Linked DNA regions of Homo sapiens: region 1 is linked to region 2. Evidence: chromatin loops called from intact Hi-C (ENCODE). Cell type or tissue: MCF 10A. All regions are shown on one strand. Region 1 holds the start of KDM5B (lysine demethylase 5B). Region 2 holds the start of RABIF (RAB interacting factor).

Evidence for each region. A loop is a pair of places that touch in the nucleus more often than their neighbours do. Peaks named below come from ENCODE experiments on the same cell type or tissue, not always from the same donor. Only the 100,000 strongest peaks of a DNase experiment are listed, where the experiment ranks them.
Region 1: it touches region 2 in a loop (13-fold over the local background); 53 of 110 quality-filtered maps call a loop at or near these places.

The regions. Positions count from the first base shown.
Region 1 is chr1:202,806,566-202,809,065 of GRCh38, reverse strand. It overlaps KDM5B (lysine demethylase 5B), which reads left to right and starts at 645. Exons shown (of 27, transcript NM_006618.5): 1 at 645-964. The coding sequence starts at 761. RefSeq lists silencers at 631-840, 871-1,070, 1,471-1,590, 1,691-1,760. In MCF 10A, no CTCF peak of the experiment used is centred here; DNase peaks (open chromatin) are centred at 595, 955 and 1,395.
Region 2 is chr1:202,888,018-202,890,517 of GRCh38, reverse strand. RABIF (RAB interacting factor) reads left to right here and starts at 1,369. Exons shown (of 2, transcript NM_002871.5): 1 at 1,369-1,545. The coding sequence starts at 1,420. RefSeq lists an enhancer at 1,334-1,603 and a silencer at 1,674-1,963. In MCF 10A, no CTCF peak of the experiment used is centred here; DNase peaks (open chromatin) are centred at 1,337 and 2,007.

The DNA.
Region 1 (2,500 bases), 81 kb after region 2:
CTCCCAATAGTCTCCATCACTTATTAGCCATGTGAATTATGGCAAATTGCTTAACCTACCTATGCCTCACTTTCCTTATTGTAAAGTGGAAATAAGAGTACCTATCTCATAGGGTTGTGTGATTAATCATGCGATGCAATTAGAACAGTGCCTAGGATATGAAAGTGCCCCAAAATGTTACGTTATTATTATTATTACTACTATTGCCTTCTCATGAACATGCTATGTGTATGTTCAAGCTGTTATCTCTACTGGAAAATCCTTCTCCGTTTCCAATACTCTTTCCAAAACCCCCTCCTGGGTTTTACTGCACCTACCATTGTGTACTGACGTGATTGAATGATTGGCTTATGGGACTGATCCTTTCTACCAGACTTAACTTCTTCAGGGCAGGAACTCTGATACATAGTAAATGGTCAATAAAAGTTGGCTCAACTGAAACCCTAAGGATAAACTCCATCCACAGCGGAAGGCGCGGCCCCGCCCGATTCGGGGGCGGGGCGGGGAGCCGCGCGCGGAGGGTGGGTCGATGGGGGTGGGGTGGGACTCTTTTTCCTCGCCGTGGCGGCGGAGGCGCACGGCGTGGGCTTGCGGCGAGACGTCGTCGTCGGAGGCTGAAAAAGCCCAAGGTGCTGCCGTTGCCCGTACAACTCGGACTTGCTGTTGCTCGAGCCGCGTCTGCACGGGTCTCGGACCGAGCGGAGCTCGCAGCCTCGGTCCCGGAGCCCACCTTCGCCTCGCCCTTGCCCAGCCTGCGGTGATGGAGGCGGCCACCACACTGCACCCAGGCCCGCGCCCGGCGCTGCCCCTCGGGGGCCCGGGCCCGCTGGGCGAGTTCCTGCCTCCACCCGAGTGCCCGGTCTTCGAACCCAGCTGGGAAGAGTTCGCGGACCCCTTCGCTTTCATCCACAAGATCCGGCCCATAGCCGAGCAGACTGGCATCTGTAAGGTGCGGCCGCCGCCGGTGAGTCACGCCAGCACCCCGGATCCAGCTCGTGGCTGGGGGAGGGAGCGGGGACGCGCGGGTCCGGGGAGGCCCGAGGCGCGGGGGGCGGGGAGCCGGTCGCCCCGCCGGCCTCGTCAAGTTTGGGGCTGCCTAGAAGGTCGGAGTTGAGGCCGGGGGAGGAAGACGGGGGCTTCTCCAGGGTGGGAGATGAGGAGCGTGGGAGAACCGGGGGCTTCGGCGGTGCCATGGGAGGGCCGGGTCGCCGCGGGGCTCGGGCGGCCGGGTGCGGAGGTTCGGGTTCGGTTCCGGATGGAGTGATGGCAGGAGCCGGGGGTGGTCGCGGGGGAGTTTCCTCACGGAGCCTGGCGGAGGCGCGGGCTGGAGGGAGGACTGTGGGCCCGGCGAGGCTCGGCAGGCTGGTCCTCGCCTCCGCTCCCGGGGTGCGGGGGTGTGTGATGGGGTGGGGTGGGGGTGGGGGACTTGCGAGTTGTCGTGCGAGGAGGAAAGTTTTCAATATGGCGGCGGGAGCCCCTGGTCCTTTGTGTGGTGGCGGCGTCGGCCCGGAGCGGCCCTCACCTGGGCGCCCCACCCTCCAGACCAGGGCACCCCTCCACCGCCTGGTCCCCGGGCCTCCAGGTGTCCCCCGGGCCGGGGTCAAGAAGGGGGCGGCCAGCGCTGGCTGGGGGCGGGGAGGAGCCGCGGGTCCAGCCCCGGAGCGGATGTTTGTGGGGGGCGTTAGTGTCTGGGGGACACTTTTGGGGCGGCGGGGGCAGGACGGGCGGCGGTGGGCCCCGATGCCCGCCCGCGCTCCCGAACGCGCACACTCCCGGCTTCTTCTGGCTCAGCCGCTCGGCTCCCCGGGGAGGCCTGGGCTGTGCTGGTGGGGATGGGGTCCGGGCGAGGCCGTGTTTGTAGGGGAACGTCAGACGGAGAGACCTCCGAAGATTTCGTGCTCGTTTCCCCCGGCCCTCAGGCTCCGGGCACTGAAAGGCAGTCACCCACCGCAGCCCTTCCAGCCCTGTCTACAGCGCCTCGGGCCTGGGGGCAGTGAGTGAGGGGTGGGTGTTGCTGAAACCATCCGTAACGGCTCCAACGTTCGCTGAGGAGAGCCCGGCCAACTCCTTCCTCCGTGGCCGGAACTGGGTGCGCTCCTACACCCCTGTTTTTTTTGCCCACCTTTCGGGAGGGTCTGAGTCCGAGTTGGCCTAAGCGGCGGTTGGACGGGCTGGGACCGTTGGGAAGCGGGTTTAACTGCCTTTCCTGCTGTTTAAGAATCTTCTCCCCACTCTCTTCCCCCACCCCCACTTCTAAGTAGAGGAAGACCCCTTCCCACCCCTTTCTCCCTTAAGCTTGCTTTTTGTAATGACATTTTGAGTTGTAGGGATTCTGTTTGTAATCGTTATGTTTTGGAAAGCTGTTTTCAGGGAGATCCCTGAAAATAAGGCTTCTTAACCCTTCCCTGCCCCAAATTAAAACACGGACACCTACTTTAGTTTTTCTTAAGCAAGTTTGAAAATGGAGATGAAATACATGCTTCAGAAAATAACTGGCCAG
Region 2 (2,500 bases):
CAACTTCACAAATAGTTCATACACTGAAGCCACAATGGTATGTTCTACAGAAAAATCAACACGTAAAACAGCTCCTTTTTCACTCTTCACAATCGTACACACTTTCATGTGCTCACATACATACACAGAGATACCCCTAATTTGGTGGTTCATCTTATTTTTTTAAGCTCCCATAACTGGCAACCAGCTACTTAGTTATCTAACCTGGGAAAACCAGCAGTTGCTTTGTGTCACCCCCATCACAATACAGACATCCAGCTAGTTTCTAAGTTCTGTACAATTTTAATTGTTTCAAGTCCATTCCCATATCTTTGTTCCCTCTGCTAGCTTCAGGGCCTTTCTGAGCTAGACTGATGAGGTAATAGCTACCTGATACCTTACCTCTACTCTTTTTCCTCTCTTCAATCTAGCCCCTCTATTTATTCATAGGTTATCTTTCTGAAGCACAGATAGGATCATTACAGTGCTTAACATACAGCAGACAGTAAATATCGAACAGTTATTTCTGGCCTAAAATTCCACAGATTCCCATTGTTCATGTTATTAATGTTAAATTCCTTAGCATGACATTAAAGCCATGGAGCTCTGGGCCCACTCTGCCTTACCTACCTCTACTACCACTTCTCCCCACGTGTAATGTGGGTCAGCCACAGTGGTCTACTAACCATTCCTAAATTTGTTCTCACCCTTGTTCATATATAATACTGTTCTGTCTGAAATAATCTTGCTTTCCTGACAATCCTAGTTAATTAAGAGCAGTGGCTTTAGAGTTGTGCTGCAACCTTTCTGATCTTTACCTTTCTCATTTTGTGCACAAGCGTGCCGACCCCGTAAGGAAACTGATGATTTAGTAAGTTTCTAAAGGCGCTTTGACACATTTTGCCGCATAGTAAATGGTCACAATGAGTAGAAGAGACCAGCAATTAAAGTTTCCACGCATCTTTTTCCAATACCGAAAAGATACATGCCCCTCTAAGTAGTTTCCTATAGAAGAAGCTAATGTGGCTAAAACTTGATGGGAAGTCCGACCCAGATTCCCTTCATATTGCCCCCAATAATGTCCCCATTTATTCAGGAGACTAAATTCAGATCCCAGAAAACTAAACAGTAAGGTCAACCTAATGATTTGTCTAGGTTTTAAGTGAAGCCCAGTGGCCAGGTGGGTATGGAGATGTGTCACTGGTGCCAAGAAGTGTCCCTGTCACAAAGCCTGCCGACACCTAGCCACTTAGGTTAGGCAATGAATGAAGGCGCTTGCGCAGTAGAGTCCAGAGCGGGGAAGCGGGCGCCTGCGCAGAGACATAGTGACCGTCCGCTCGCCGCCCCGCCTCTGCCAAGCCGCGCCAGCGCAGTGAATAACGAGCCAGCAGAGACAGCGTCTGCGCAGCCGTGGCTGAGGAGCCTGTGGCGGCAGCGGCGATGGAACCAGCGGAGCAGCCGAGCGAGTTAGTGTCAGCCGAGGGCCGAAACCGGAAGGCGGTGCTGTGCCAGCGTTGCGGCTCCCGGGTGCTGCAGCCAGGGACCGCTCTCTTCTCTCGCCGACAGGTAGGGAGGCAGGTTGGAGGCCGTTTACACCCACAGTCTCCCCCGACGAGCCGCCGCAGTCAGAATCTGAACCCCGGCTCTTCAATTTCCGGCAACCGCGCCCTCCTCGCGCGGCCTTAAGCCCCGCCCCTCGGGCCTCAGCTCGGCGAGGCTCCGCCCCTGGGGCCGCTGAAGGCTAGGGAGGGAACCGGGTCCCGCCCCGGCATCTTTTGCCGCGGGAACCCTTCCCTGGGCCACCCGGCCCAGCCAGCCCGGCCCTCTGCCCCCGGGGGGGCTTCGAGCGCGGGCCGTGCGCCCCGCCGCCGTCCAAGGCCGGTGCTCCGCGGGCGCGTGGAAGGGAGGCGCCCCATTCCGGCTCTCGGAGCTCCCGCCAGCTTGCAGGACCCGGCAGGTGCCTCTCGGCCGCCGCTCACCGCGGGTGTTGCTGGGTTCCTTTCCCACTTTAGACCTCACCCGCCAGTCCTGAATTCACCGTCTCATTTATGACGGGCACCTATCTGCTCCACAGAGGATCCCCAGGAACAACTGGTGTTGGGGACGCGGCAAAATAACCCTGGTAACCTACCCACTTTACCGAGGCACTGGAAGCCTGTGGTTTTCCAGATGAATCATATTTCAAGTGCAGTAGATCCCTGACGTCCTGGAAGTAAATTTCGAAGAAAAACTTTTTTTTTCCCTTCAGTTTAGGGATTTTAATACCCTTCCTACCACCATCATCGCAAGTGAGAAAGTTGAAAAAAAAATTTATTTCGGTAAACTGTGTTGAAGTGCAAATATAATGTCATTTCAACCATAGACACATCCTATCATTCAAAATTATTTCTAAAAATATGCAGATCATTTTATTATTTCACGTGCTTGAACAGATGGTGAAGTGTAATGTCTAGTAGAAGAGCAAGAGGTACCCATTCGTCCAAAACAGCCTTTCATCAAAGGAGGAAAAAAGGGAATCTGT